Linked DNA regions of Homo sapiens: region 1 is linked to region 2. Evidence: chromatin loops called from intact Hi-C (ENCODE). Cell type or tissue: heart left ventricle. All regions are shown on one strand. Region 1 overlaps PRRG1 (proline rich and Gla domain 1). Region 2 holds the start of PRRG1 (proline rich and Gla domain 1).

Evidence for each region. Peaks named below come from ENCODE experiments on the same cell type or tissue, not always from the same donor. Only the 100,000 strongest peaks of a DNase experiment are listed, where the experiment ranks them.
Region 1: a loop joins it to region 2, with 5 times the contacts of the local background. A loop is called at or near these places in 7 of 110 quality-filtered maps.

The regions. Positions count from the first base shown.
Region 1 is chrX:37,419,244-37,427,243 of GRCh38, reverse strand. It overlaps PRRG1 (proline rich and Gla domain 1), which reads right to left. Exons shown (of 4, transcript NM_001142395.2): 3 at 1,244-1,404. Among named protein-coding and RNA genes, the nearest start is that of PRRG1, 74 kb to the right of the region's middle. In heart left ventricle, no CTCF peak of the experiment used is centred here; no DNase peak of the experiment used is centred here; H3K27ac peaks cover 978 bases.
Region 2 is chrX:37,344,903-37,352,902 of GRCh38, reverse strand. PRRG1 (proline rich and Gla domain 1) reads right to left here and starts at 3,539. Exons shown (of 4, transcript NM_001142395.2): 1 at 3,508-3,539. RefSeq lists enhancers at 2,721-3,231, 3,232-3,743. In heart left ventricle, no CTCF peak of the experiment used is centred here; a DNase peak (open chromatin) is centred at 3,572; H3K4me3 peaks cover 2,435 bases; H3K27ac peaks cover 3,288 bases.

The sequences.
Region 1 (8,000 bases), 74 kb before region 2:
TACTTTTAGAACAATAAATCCCAAACAAGTTCTTACGATTTCTTTAAAGGAGAATGATAAAGTAGGGTAAAAAGCCATTAGCCTTGTGAAAACCATAGTAGAATATCTATAATTTCTATTATTTGATAAAACACAATATCAAAAACCACGTTTTGTTTATGGTTTATAGTAACTTCAGCCAGTTTTTATTAAAAACTTTATGGTGCAAAACACTATTTCTACTACAATCCTATTTTTCTTATTTATGAAGTATCTATGTAGTAAAAATAGGCCAGAATGAGATATACCAAAATTATAAAACTGGTGGTGCTAAAAACTCAAGTGATTTTATGTTACTACATTTTTAAATTTCTCTACAATGAACATATACTATTTTTAAAAAGTAAAATGAATAAAATAAAATAAAACCAACAATGACTAAGCGGATGCAAAGGGAAAAAGCTGGAAAGAAAATAAAAGGTCAACCGTGCTTTGTGATTGCATGATGGTATTATGGATGATATATTCTTTTCCCTATTTCTAACCCTGTGATTTGACTAAGATGTGGCTTCTTCCTCTTACCCCTTTCTTTAAAACTTTTGCATCTGCTGCTCTTAAGGTATATTTAGTATCTTTTTAGCATAAGTGACACCACTTGTTTAGCATCTAGGGTTATTTTCCTGCTGCCCAGGACTGAATCTTTATACAATGGCTACCTCTGGTAACAATTTCCAGCTGTGGAGCAGTTCTATAGACTTTTCACCCCTGCCTTGTGCTGTCCCATTCCTGCTCTCTTTGAATAGCATGTAGTCTAGAGTAAAGAGAAGTAAAGAGGAGTATTCTCGCGGAGTGGGAAGGTATGTCTGGATGTCTTTTCTTTTGTACGAGAAGTAAAACCTTTTAAAACACTATCACCATCCATTAGCTTCCTCCACACTTTCTCTGTAATTAGGCAAAGTGATATTATCTATAACCTTCTAGAACAAAGCTTTGTGCAAATCAAATCCTTCCTACTCGCCAAGATGATAAATCCTCGCTCAGCAGAGTCCTATAGGAACGGGGCTCTCAAAGACAGTCCAGCACAAGGGGAAGTGAACCTAGCTCTCCAACCCACAGAATATTACTAGTTAGATGCCATTTTCCGAGTTCCTAACAAAGGAATTTTTAATTGCTAGCAATGTACATAATTCAGGGATGCAGATTTCAAATATACATCAAAAAGGTAGGCAAATCTGTGCAACTTTTTAATTGCCAACATACTTACAGTTTTTTCATTATTTTCAAAAGCTTCTCTTGCTTCTTCAAATGTACAGAATTCTTCTTTGCACTCACGCTCAATGTTGCCCTGTCTTATTTCTTCAAAAAACCCATTAGCTCTTGGGTAGCGTTTTAATATGGAATTGGCTTTTTCTCCCGTGAGGAAAACTAAAAAGAAATATAAGTATAAAAAACCTATGTGGCAAGTTGATATACCAGATGAAAACTGCTAGATGCTCTTTAGAAAACATAGCCAACATCCTAAACCTCTTTCCGTGAGTCAGCAATGAAGTAACACTTAGCTCCAAACCACTGTATCTGCTATCTTCCTCATGATGTGAGTATGTCCTTTCAATAGCAGTTGCCCTGGGCAGGGACAGTGACATAATTAACTATGTTATATTCAGACTTCAGCACATTCCTGCAAACCATGGGTGTTTAAATATACTAATAATGATAGCACTACTTATACTCATTACTGTAAGTAGATACCCCAAGGCATTCTGCTGACAGACAGCAGCAGCCAAATCAAATCCAGTCTCTAGATTATCAGTCTTTGTCCCTCTACCTAAAAATAAATAACACTTCAGTTGACCTAGTAATATAAACCCAGAGAGCTCTAACTTGTATGAAAAGAATAGGTAAAAAAAAATTGTGAGAAGTTAAATTTGGCCATGATTCATTCTATGGAAATCCTAATAATAATTTTGTTCTAAATGTACTTGAGTTAAATATAGTGTGATGCTTTAACACATTCAACCTCATTTCACTGTCCTTTAGAAAAAGAAAATTCTTCTGCATGATTTACAGAGGCATTTCATATAAACATTCAAAATACATTTATGAAACCATGTAAAAAAGATGCTTTTATTTTAATAATAATAAAATATAAAAAATAAAAAATAAGATGTTTTATTTTTAAATACAAATACATTTTAAGTTCAATTTCAATTACATTTTTCTAAAAGAATGTTGCCTGTTTGGAGAGACAAATATAATGCCACCAGAATTTCATCTCCGTTAATGCAAGAGATTAGAACATTTCCTAATTTATAGAATTCTGACATAAGAAAAGGCACATTACAGATCTTTCAAGATGCTAAAAAAGTCTACATTTTCTGAAAAACATTTTGAAGGAAATGAAAAACTTTTTATGTGCTCTTTTAAAAATGACAATGACAGCCAGCAATGGATTAAAGTTTTGCTTTGTTATAGAAATGAGTATTTTACTTTATAGAATATATGGACTCATTATTTAGGATTCTTTAAAGTATCCAAATTGACACCAGCTAGATGACACTTATACCAGGGTGAAAACCATGATAGGCCTTCAATGAGTATTTCCTTCTGTACCTCATAAAGGGTTCCCTTTATGACCCTTTATGAGGTACAGAAGGAAGGAAATTCAGAGAATAGATTATGATTATGGAATATGAATTCACAGATTCATAGAATATCATTAGAACTTTAAAAAATACAAATTGTGGTTAAGTGTAATGAAGGAAAGCAAAAGGTTACTGTTAAGTTGGAGAATAACAGTAAAATTTTCTAACACTTCTTGCCTTTTAGCCGCATCAGAATCCCTGAAGGACTGATTATCACACAGACTGCTGGGCCCCACCCCAGAGTTTCTGATGCCATAGATCTGAGGTAGGGCTATAAAATTACATTTCTAACCAGTTTCCAGGAAATGCTGCTGCTGCTGCTCCCATTACCACAGTTTGAGAATCACTACCCTAATGAGAGTTCCTTGGAAACATTCTGAGTGAAGTATTTATGGAATGCTAGGGTTAACAAATTTAAAGAGATCTTTCACTGAATGACTTTTTAGGGCCCTTCATATATATTTAGTATAAACAGTCATGCATCACTTAACAATGTGGATCCATTCTGAGAAATACATTGTTAGGCTATTTCATCATTGTGCAAACAGGATGGAGTGTATTTTCACAAACCTAGATGGCATAGCCTACTAGTCACCTAGGCTATATGATATAGCCTATTGGTCCTAGGCTATAAATCTGTTCAGTTTGTTACTATACTGAATACTATAGGCAATTATAACAATGGTAAGTATTTGTATATCTAAACATTGAAAAGATACAGGAATAATATGATATAAAAGATAAAAAATGGTACTGTATAGGGCACCTACCATAAAAGGAGTTTGCAGGGCACTTATCATAAATGGAGCTTACAGGATTGAAAGTTGGCCTGAGTGAGTGGTGAGTGAATGTGAAGGCCTAGGACATTACCGTAGACTACTGTAGACTTTATCAACACTGTCGACTTAGGCTACATTAAATGTATAAAAATATATTTCTTAAAAAAAATATTTTGGCTGGGAGCAGTAACTCATGCCTGTAATCCCAGCACTTTGGGAGGCTGAGGTGGGAGGATTGCTTGAGCCCAGGAGTTCGAGACCAGCCTGGGCAACACAGTGAGACCTCATCTCAAAAAAATTAAAATTAAATTAAATTAAAAAATAAAAAATAAAATTAAATGAAAATAAAAAGAAGGAAAATGTTTCTCCTTCTTCAGTAATAAATTAACCTTGGCTTACTATAATGTTTTTACTTCATACTTTTTAATTTTTTAACTTTTTGACTCTTTAGTAATAACACAGCTTAAAATACAAACACATTGTACAGCTGTACAAAAATATTTTCTTTATATATATCCTTATTCTATAAGCCTTTTTCCTATTTAAAAATTTTATTGTATTTTTTACTTTTGAAACTTTTTTGTTAAAATTTAACTTTTTTGTTAAAAAAAGTTAATTTTTGTTAAAAATTAAAATTAATTAATTAAAAATTAAACTTTTTTGTTAAAATTTAACTTTTTTGTTAAAAATTAAGATACAAGCACACACATTAGCCTAGGCCTCCACAGGGTCAGGATCATCAATATCACTGTCTTCCACATCCACATCTTATCCCACTTGAAGGTCTTCAGGGACAATAACATGCATGGAGCTGTCATCTGCTATTATAACAATGCTTTCTTCTGTATTACCTCCAGAAGAACTCGCTTGAGGCTATTTTATAGTTAATTTTTTTTCATAAGTAGAAGGAGTTTACTCCAGAATGACAATAAATATATATACATACAATATATATAATTGTATGTACTATACTGTTATATGACTAGCAGTGCAGTAGGTTTGTTTACTCCAGTATTGCCACAAACATGTGAGTAATGTGTTAACACTGTGATGCTATGATGTCACTAGGCAATAGAAACTTTTCAGCTCCTAATCTTATGGGACCATCATTGTATATGCAGTCTGTTGTTGACTGAAACATCATTATGCATGCATGTATTTGTAAATCTGAAAAGGAACATGATACATGCATTTGTGATATTTGACTATAGTACCCTTTTTCAAGAGATATTTTACTGATTTAACAACTTCCTAGCCATTAGTCTTATTTATACCCTCTGAATTAACGCATAAGTCTCCTCCATATAACAGGCCAACTAATACATGAAGAAAGACAGTAAATGGTTTCCCGTGGGACTTCTCCTTTCCAGAATAAACATGTCTTGCTTCTTCATCTGTTTGCCATAGAAAATGGATTTGAGTCTGCATCATCTTCCTCTCAAAATACAGTGACCTATGCTGAGCGCAATACTTTGTGTTTGGTCTGACAAGTGCAAAACTGGTCAGGATTATTGGCTTCCTTGTTTTAAAGACAATATATATGTTAATGTGGTCTAAGATATCCCTGGGTTTCGAATCAGTTTTTCTGAAGATAAATCAATCAACATTAATGTATTTTGAACTTTTAAGAGAAAAAAGCTAAATGCTTCTAAGAGATAATTACTTTCTTATATGCTATCCAACTCAAAAAGGTGAGTCAAAGCAAGCCACTGACTCCAGTAACCAGAAAGCAGTCTAATTTAGAAGAATAAGCAAATGGAAGGTAATACAGCAGGACACAAAGCTTCTAATCCAAGTCTAATCAAATTACCAAGCATTCCATGATCATATTCTATGTATTTCTTGTACTGGGCGGCAAGGTAATATAATACTAAGAACTCTACATGGATTCAGCTGGCAAGTAGATTTTATCTCACTTGCCAAATCCAGTCCATTAGAAGATATCACTTAAAGTAAGAATCTGACCTGTAGGAAAGATACTATTATAGATTAGTTATGTCTGCCATTTATTAGGGAACAGGAAGTAGTGGCAGAGAATTTGCCAGTGCTCATCAAAGTATTTGGAAACCTAATGGACCCTAAATGATGATACCAGAACTAGATTATTTTCTTTTTTGCCCATGACACAGCCCTCAGGAGATCCTGAGAACATGTGCCCCTAAAATTAGAATTTTTTAAAATGCGAAAACAAAATAAGGGAGAAGGTGGCAGCTTTGATCTATAGGATGAAATCAGATTATCTCCTCTAAAAACATGGGGCAATTTCCAGGCTGCAAGGGCTTGCGTTAGGATGTTTAACTAAAGCCATGATGTTTGAAACTAAAGTCCATCACTTCCTTAAATTGAGTGATCACTTCCTTAATTGCCTCTTTCTCCTTAAATTGTGTGAGTTAAATTACAGCTATCAGGAATCATGTGCATGCCTTAATCAAGGATTATATGATGTGACAAGTATACAGAATGTAAATGTGCCTTGAGAACACAATACTGAGGTGTTATTTAAAACATGCAGTTTTCCCATTAAAGGAAATAAAGAAAAACCTAAACCTTTTTTCTTCAGATTCGGTTAGGAAATACTCTTATTAAATTGAATATTTCAAACCTAAGGCATATTTACACATACACAGACACAAAATAAGTATATTATTCAAAAAAATGTAACCACTTTTTCATAATTTCAAAATAAATAAGCTCTCATCCATGCTTTCTCTTCAAAAGAAAATAATAAAAATAAATAAAATAAGTGGATGCAACAAGTCACAAAGATGGGTAGCAGATGACCTCTGCCCTCAAGGTTCTTCAGTGCAAGAGGTAACAAAGATATAATAAAAGAGATACACAAAGAGCTCTATTGTAAGACTGAACATGACGGATGTTCTTCAAGGTCAGAAGGCAGGCATATTTCTGGTGGGTGTGTGAGTTTGTGGTTTGGATGCCTTAGTTTATTTATTTATTTATTTATTTACTTATTTATTCACTTCTGAGACAGAGTTTCGCTCTGTAGCCCAGGCTAGAGTGCAGTGATGTGATCTTGGCTCACTGCAACCTCTGCCTCCTGGGCTAAAGCGACCCTTCCACCTTAGTCTCCTGAGTAGCTGGGACTACAGGTGTGTGCCACCACACTTGACTTCTCTTTTTTCTTTTTTCTTTCTTTTCTTTTTTTTTTTTTTTTTTTGCATAGACGGGGTTTTTCCATGTTGCCCAGGCTGGTCTCAAACTCTGGGCTCAAGCCATCTTCCCACCTTGGCCTCCCAAAGTGCTGGGATTACAGGCATGAACCATAGCACCTGGCCATAGGTGCCCTATTTTTGATATAAGACTATACACCAGAAACAGTAGCAAACAGTAGCAAGAACATCAAGAACAGAGAATGAGGACTTTCTACAAATGAACCTAGCATTCCATAGCTCTTCTTCAATTCAAGAGTCAGGGCCTCTCCTCTAGACCTATTGTGCAACCCTGGAGTTATTGGATTTCTTGTGGGAACAAGGTTAGTCAGAAAAGGAATAAAGACATTATGGCATTGATGGGGGGAGCCTTGTGGTTGTTTTGAGTAATCAATTTAATCTTATGGATATCCCAAGCTTGTTAGTGTGCACTAGTTAGAAAGAAAAAGGGTTGTCAGAACAAATAGCCATGTGAAGAAAACAAAAACCTAAGCGTCACTTATTCATCTATAAAACTGAAAAAATAACACCAATCTCAAGTTATAAGTTATAAATGAGTGCTTTGCTCAGGGCTTGACAAAAAAACAGATTTACAATAAGTAGTAGTGTGACTCACTGTCATTACCATTGTGGCAGTTATTCTGTGAAATAAAAAAAATGATATTTATCAAGCTGATAATAAAAATACACTTAGGAAATATAGAATAAATAGGATTAACTTGCCGTGAGTCTGTCTCCTTAACTTCAGGAATGCCTGGGAGTTTGGTCTCCTTGGTCAAGTCTGGGATGACATGTAGTAGCTTTATGAAGTGCTATTTAATGTCTCAAATTCGCTTGGAGGCACACTGTAGTAGCTTGTCCTGAACTGTTTTTGGAAAACATATAGGCTGATTGCACCTGACTAATTGATTACATAGTCTAGTTTCAGCTACATGACCAGTGGGATATCAAAGATCTTCTGTACACATGAGCCTTAGCTCCCGATACCAAGGTTATCTTGCACATAATCTTGGTGGTTCACAATTAGAAGACAAATGTGTCCTGTGCAACTAAAAATGGCCTTGTGAGTGATCTCTCTCCTGCTGTACCATACCTTGAGCCATTATTAAAGCCTTATGAGAATATACCCCGTAGAATCTTATAAGTCTTTTCAATTAACCAATGCTGTATAGTTGCTACAATATACTTTTATGATTCATAAATATTTTGGGGATATCATGAGATTTTAAAATTTCAGAACTTCTTCTCAAGAAATGGTCCAGAAATGGTCCTTATTATAAGGACTTGATACTTATAACAAACTTGTGAGGAAATACCCTTTGCCATAATGTATATGCTTGCTTTTATTAACTTCAACTTTGGTCAAATATATGTTGATAGCTTATCATCACTGGAATTTTAACAACAGACCACAAATAAGCTCTTAGAAAGGA
Region 2 (8,000 bases):
ACAAAGTCACCAGGTTTTTCAGCTCCATTATAATCTTATGGGAACCACCATCACACATGTTGTCCATAGTTGACCAAAATGTCATTATGCGTCACATCACTATATACCTGATCTTAATTATCAGGTAAGTATTATAATTATCATTTTTACAAGTGAGGAAACTAATGCTCGGAAAGAAAAGTTTAACTTCTTGTCTTGCCTCCAATTTTCGATTTCTCCAGTTTCCATGCCCTTGACTCTTGTGCATACAGTGAGAAAAAGAGTTTTGAACAGAACCCTGAGAAGACTGTGGAGGTGACTGAGGTTAACCGGTCAAAGAATTAGAGAAAAAAAATCAGAAATATGAGAAGGAAGTCTAAGAGGAAAGTTTTAAGAAGGAAGGTATAATCACAATGGTTGGTTTGGAATATTTTTTCAGTCAGTAGGTCCACAGATGATGTAGAACTTTAAAAAAGTTTTATGGATGCTACTACTCTTCCTCCCTGAGTTTTGAGTTTTAGTCAAAAAAAGAGACTAACTTGAAGTGTTTTAGGAACAATGACTAATGCTATTTTTAAAAGTGAAATGAAAAAAAGTGCTTTTGCATTTAGATGAATAAGGGAGAAATGAAAAATAAGGGTTACTAATGCTCATAGTTCTCTGTCTGCTTTGCAGGCACAGAAGGCTAGACTAAGCAGGTAGCCAATTCTGACTTATTTTTAAACTAAAGAACCAATTCCATTCTTTTATAAAGTAAGTGATCATTTGTTCATGGTATTTTCTCAAATACATATATCCATTCAGGAGAAGAAGGCTGGAGGTGAGGAACAGGGGGAAGATAATTCCTGTTAGGAGCCAGAGGTAACTGGAAGGCCAGTGATCCTGGTGGAGTTAAGAGAGATGTCAAAGACAGTTTGGCAGAAATGGTTAGACCAAGCCTATCAGGGAACTGTAACATGAAGAGACCCATTAGCCAAAGGCCGAAAATACTTTAAGATGTAAAAGAAGTATAATACAACTGGTTAGATTACAGCTTTCTTTAGTTACATCACCCTTCAGAGAATACCATCTGGCAACCTGATTCATTTGTAGTACTTCCTAAATTCCAGCAGCAACCTATTTGTGTCTTTCTACAAATAGTTAATTTCACTAGTTTCAGTATCAGAAACTGGCCTTTTTAAAAACTTCACCTTTTTCTGATCCCTATTTTCCCTTTATCTGTAGAGTTTTTGCACCTCTTTTTAGAGGGATAAACTATGACTAATACATGAGAACATATTTCCACACAGTACTTATCCATATTCCAAATAATGCTGCTCAAATATTAAATACAATTTCAGAATTCTGAATTTCTTGTATTATCCCATGAACTTTATGCAATATGAATTACTATCTTTTTTTTCTTTCTTTCTTTCTTTTTTTTTTTTTTGAGACGGAGTCTCGCTCTGTAGCCCAGGCTGGAGTGCAGTGGCGCGATCTCAGCTCAAGGCAAGCTCCGCCTCCCGGGTTCATGCCATTCTCCTGCCTCAGTCTCCCTAGTAGCTGGGACTACAGGCGCCCACCACCACGCCCGGCTAATTTTTTTGTATTTTTAGTAGAGACGGGGTTTCACCATGTTAGCCAGGATGGTCTGGATCTCCTGGCCTTGTGATCCACCTGCCTCAGACTCCCAAAGTGCTGGGATTACAGGAGTAAGCCACTGCACCCGGCCTATGAATTACCATCTTTCTAACAGCATTTATTAATATATATCTGTAAGTTAGTTTATTAGGTGCTTATCACATGCCAGGCAGCTCTAGGTACAAGGGTAACACAAAAGACTGAGGTTCTAGTAGTAATGGAGAAATAAGGCAAGTTATATAAATTTAACAGAAAAGGGTGTGATTAATTCACTCTGGAGAAGATGGCAAAATTTTTCAAGAAGTGAATCAGGCTAAGTCTAGAAAGATGAATAGGAGTTCATCAGGCACTAGAAAAGAGAAAAGGCATCCCTAACACTCCCCGCCCTCCACCTGCCCCAAATTTGGGAAAATAGAAAAAGAAAGAATAACATAACAATAAAACCAGAAGAAATCCTGTTCACCTCATGCCTGGGGTTGGTGCAGGGGTGGGGGTTGGGCGGGGTAATTGTGTTTTTAAGTATACTTCAGATCAGAAAGTAAACGTTTATAAAACGGGATTTACAATCGAGGGAAAGGGGTGGAGAGGAGGAAGTTCAGTTTATTTTGTTGTATTAACTTAAAACAAATGAGTAAAAATATCAACATCTATGCTTGGGAACACATATACTATCTTTCATAAAAGTCCCTAAGTTTGAAAATGAAAGCATATGGAGCTTTATCCAATATTACAATATTTGCCCTAATGTTTTGTATCCTTAATATTATTTTCAAAGGTTCTAAAGTGAGTCGGCCCAAGATCTTGACAGCACATCCACACACATGCCCAATAATCCACTCTTGATTGAAACAATCAACAGTAGCCTAACCAACTTTTCACTTACCCTGGCTTGAACACCTTCGCATCCTTCAAAGTCTGGCTTTATAGTATGACCATCAACAGACAAATAATTAAGCTCTAAGTTTTGTCACTCAACCTCTTCATCCTTTCATTCAATTATTTCCTCTCAAATCCCATTAGTTTCGCTTTTCTCCTAAAGGGACTCGTAGAAAATACTTGCACAGCACAATCACAAAAACCAGTGGCTGGAGCCAGAGTCCAAACGCGCACACACTACTTTCCAGTCATATCCCTCTTGGGGCTGTTCCTACCAGTGATCAAATTCAGCGGACCAGGAAGAAGGAAAAACCTGAAGCAGGAAGACTGTTTCTCTTCCTTTCACTTCCCCCCACGCCGCCTCCCCCTCCCCCCGCTCTCCCATCCCCCAGGGCCGCACCGCGACCGACCTCGCACGCACCCCCTCCCACTGTCACCCGCCACTGCCTACAAAACAGTCATAGCCTTTGTTAAAATGTCCACGGGCACAATGGATCAGAAGAGGGACACATTCCCGGGGGTGGGTAAAGGAAAGTCACACGAACGCCACGCCCTCCTTGGGACTAGCCCGGGCCGACAGCCCACCGCCTCCAAATCCTTTCCCCTCCGACGGGGAATGTTTCTAGCAACTCTGCACCAGAGAAAGCAGCGCTGGAGGAAGGGATGAGCTTGGGACGTCCCTCATGGGCACCAAGCAGGGGACTGAACTTGAAGCTGGGACACCCTCCAGCACCGTTGGCAAGCCTCGCGGTCCTGCCCAGTCTGTGTGCGGACTTCCAGCCTGTAAACCCCATTCCTTCAATTTTTTTTCTCGTCATACCCACCCTCACCCACTCCCGCTACCACGCACTCCGCTCCCCACGCGGCCCTGGCCGGACACCCACAGGCAGCGTCGCTACCAACGCTACCGCATATCTGACGGGTTTCTCCTCGCAGAACCGAAGTCACCCCCACACACCCCAATCCTTCCTGGGGCGCTTCGCCTGGATCACGTTTCCCCAGCTAGGAACCCAGCGCGGCCGCCACACTCACAGCGGGTCCCGCTCCGCTACTCGCCGTTCTGCGAGCCGCACGTCGCGCCTGCGCGCTCCTATTTCTGCCGAGCCTAGCTGGAGCCAGGAACCGGGAGCGGACTGGAAGGGAGGTGGAAAGAGGCGGGGGCTGGGCTGGGGCGGGGTTAAGAGAGAAGGGGCGGGAACAGGGTGGGGCGCGGGGGTGGGAAACGAGGGGCGGATCCTCCACCGCTTCTGCTGGGAAGACCCAGGGCTCAGGGCATCCTGCTGGAGCTTTCCACTATTGGGGTTTATTTATAACACATACAGAAAAGCCGTCGAGGCCCCTCTGTGCACTCCCACACGCACCGTGGAGAAAGCCTGGCTCGGCGCGGGCCCAAGTAGTCAGCCGTTGGGCCGCCACGTCTCTCCTAGCCACCGCGGGTCCCCGCCAGCCTTTTTCTCTTTCGCATACATACCTCACCACACATTATTCCTTTTCCTAGTCATTTCTCCTCATCGCGTACTCTTCAGCCCTGGTGAAGTGAGGGGCATAGGGATTTCTCATCCACAGACCGCCTGTGTAGGGCATCCTAGTTAATATACCTCTTTGCTATGTGTGAGCCCAGATCGTGGTTGGTGACTATTCGACCATTGTCCACTGTTACAGCTCAGAGAATTGCACTTTCCTTGAGGAATAATTCCCTTGCCACTGTTTCCGGACAACTCTTGGTGACAACTATCTGCTTTTTCTAAAAAAAAAAAAAAAAAAAAAAACCGTCTTGTACAAACTTACCCAAATATCTTGAGAAGAAAACCCATCTTTGACCTCGCTTTTTAGGTAGAGCTATCTTAGAACTTGAATCTTAAACTTCTACAAGCCCCTCTAAGAAACAGAATAAAAGGCTTTTGCTATTGTGTAAACTTTGACCTAATGCTTGGAGGTTTTCTGGCATTTTGCATCATAAGGAGTCTAGCTTGATTATTATTCCATGCTGCATGCGTGCTTGGTTTTAACTTGTATGCTTTTCTGTTTACAGTCTGGTCAGCTGTGGCATCTCACATGCTTTCAGATCAGCTATTAAAATAAACACACGCCTGAGTGAATCCAAAGTGAATTGGGCTGTGGACCTGAAGTGATTTATTCCAAACTAAGTTCCCCTTCTTTTTACTTTAATTGTGATGGAATTAAGAAACATTTGGCTTATTAAGAATAAAAGAATTGCCACAGGACCACACCAATAGTCTTTCCTAGCAAGCATTTTAACTGTGATGGGAGCATTTTATGGGAGAGTTTGGTGATTGCCCTTAAAGATCTGAATATCCCAAAATTCTTCCATTTAACCTTTCTTGTCTTCCATTCATATATTTTACAAATCAGATTTTCTAGAACTCATTTCTATCTTGCACTTGTCAAATAAGCCTAGGGAGGATGTAGAGAGATATATTGCCAAAAGGTATATTGGTAATGTAGGCACAAATTTTGCAGGATTAGTAAGTCTGTAAGTGCCTGGAAGCAGGACTTTGTCCTATTCATTTCACTAGTAAAATATTTCACATACATGTTCTTAAAAAAATTGCTAGGCTAATAAAAGTAAGATTTGCATCCTTAATAAATGTGCATATGTGTTTTTTTAAAACTTTTCACTTGATTATTTTTTTCTTTTTTGTCTAAATTTTTCAGGATATTTTGGTTGAAATGACAAAAACTAGATTGAAGTAGATCAGGCAAAAACAGGAAGTTATTGTGTAACCCAAGTTGTGAAAGGGTAGGTCTATGATTGGCCATAGGATTAAATGGAACCAGCAACAGGAATGCTTTGAATTCCAGCTCAGGCTCTCAATACAGACAGGGTCATTCTAACAGAACATCTCAAAGTCATGTTCTGCTGGTTTGGCACCGTAGCCTGTTACAAGTTGCTCACACCTACCAAGTTCCTACCAGAGAGAAAGTATCTCTCTTCTCTCACTTCCAGTTTTTAAAGCAACAGTTAAAACATCTGATTGGGTAGAATTGAGTACCGTAACCACTCCTGAAGAGAAAATGCGTATGTGACATAAGAATGGGACCCAATTAGAACCACATGGTTAAAGAAAAAAAAATAAAGAGAAAAATTTCTAAATGAAAACAAACAGTAAGGGGGAGATGCCGTTTTCAGAAGAGACAGGCAATGGACAGACAAAAAAAAAAAGATGTCCACCATCGAAACTGTATTTAAGGAATACAGCCTTGGAATTACCTTTGACCCCTCTTTCTCTCCCTCTCCCTGCCTCCCCAAGTATTCAAGTATTAACAAAGCTGGTTAACAGTGTCTGTGTATTAGTTTTCTGTGGCTGCTGTACAAAAATTACCACAAACTTCATGATTTAAAACAACACAAATTTATCTTATGGTCCTGGAGGAAGTCTGACAAGAGTCACACTGGACTAAAATCAAGGCGTCAGCAGAGTTGAGTTCCTTTATGGAAACTTTTTGGGAGAATCTTTTTTCTTGCCTTTTCCACATTCTAGAGACCTCCCACATTCCTTCATTCATGGCTGTATTCCATTTTCAAAGCCAACAATAATATTACTCTGACACACTGACACTTCTGCCTACCTCTTCCACATGTAAGGACCTTTCTGATTATATTGGGCACATTAAGATAATCCAAAACAGTCTCCCTATCTGAAGGGCAAATGATTAGCAGCCTTAATTATATCTGTAACTTTAATTCCCTTTTGCCATGTAACATATTTTCACAGGTTTTGGGTACTGGCATGTGGATATCTTTTGGGGGGCATTAATATCCCTACTACAGTCTTTCTTTACATAAAAGTAACAAAGCCTAAGCCACTGCTTTTCAAACTGAAACACTTGTAAAAAAAATACTGATATCTGGATCCCATCCCCAGATATTATTATTTAATTGACCTGGAGTCCCTTGGCCCCTCTAAACACACACAGAATTAACTGGATCAGGATGGAGCATCTCACCCATGCTGGGCCACAGAACTTCCCTGGGGATTTAGAATAGTAGCAGGGAATTGGTAACACTGGGTGTCTGAAGCTATAATGTGTCAATTTAGGAACTATAACATAAGGAGAATCTTAGGAAAACAAATCTGGAGTGGATGGAAGAGGGGAGAAACAGAAAGAGGTAGACACAGTGCAGCTGAGCCTGGATCCTCAATGGTTGTCTGCCTCATAGTTACAATGGCATTCTTATCATTGGCTTCTATGAGGAACCACTGAATCCTCATAAGAAGGTATCTTATTTTGCTGAAGCTAGCTCAAGTTAATTTCTCTTGCATAAACCATAAAATATTCTAATTAATGTAGGATGAGAGCTTAACTTTCCTCCAATTACTTTTTTTCTGATATGTTTTTTGTTAAATAAATAAGGCAGGCTTAAGAACCAGACTTTTAGAATTGGTATTCCAGATCTTCTGTCTACTTCACCAGCATCCATCTCCCAGTTACCCCATATTATTCCACTCCTCCTTTCACTTTATAGTTACTCAAAGGCCCAGAAAAGGCCTCATAAATTATCTCAGCCTAATCTTCATCCAATAGTCCAAGTCTCCCTTAGACATACCAGTTAGGTATAAATCCAGTTCTCTTCTTGACTGATGTCAAGTCAATATTAATGACTTGCAAATCAAATCTCTCACACTAATCCCTCTCCTGATTTTCAGATCTCTAGTTACCTGGCTAATGGATTATTCCTCCTCAAGGTATAAGAAATGAAACTCAATTTCTCTTCCAAAATCTGCCTTCCTTCTTGCATTTGATTTTCTTCATAATGAAAATACTATGCACCCCGTCAAACACATTAAAAGTGGTAAATCACTCATGACCACTTTTTCTCTGTCCTCAGTTTTCTATTCATTCTACCTCTTACATGTTTCACATATTAATTCATCTTTCCTGCCTCACTTCAGATATATCACCAATCACCTGAGCTACCACATGGTCTCCCAGCTGGTTTCCCTGTCTTTAGTTTCTCCCGAATCCAGTCCACCCTTCCCAGTTCTGCCAGATAGCTTTATAAACACAAATGTGATCAAGCCACTGTACTACTTAAAGACATTTCATGACTCCTGTCCACTTTACCATAAAATGCAAACTTTTTCAGCACAATCAAATCTTGTTATCTGGCTGCTTTGCACCTTTGCAAACTCATTCCCCTACCCATCATATGCACCCTAAGCTGCTAGCTGTATTTACCTTATACTTTCGTGCTGTTAGGACTTTCCCGTTCTCTCTCTCTAGCAGACACGTTCTTACGGATCCAGCTCAAAGACAGCCACTATGTAAATTCTTCCTGGTGCCATTTAAGGCAAAGTAAATCAGCTATTGATACTCTGCTTGCTATCTCTGTACTGGCATCCCCCTTCCTAAGGCTTATGCTTTAATATATTTATGCCTACATCTTCCTCTTCACTGAGAGATCTTTGAGTGGAGAGACAGACAGTGTAGCTCTAGCATTAATCACAAAGCATAAAATATTCTGGGCTGGAAAAAAACCTTGTGAAAAAAAGAACAAAAGG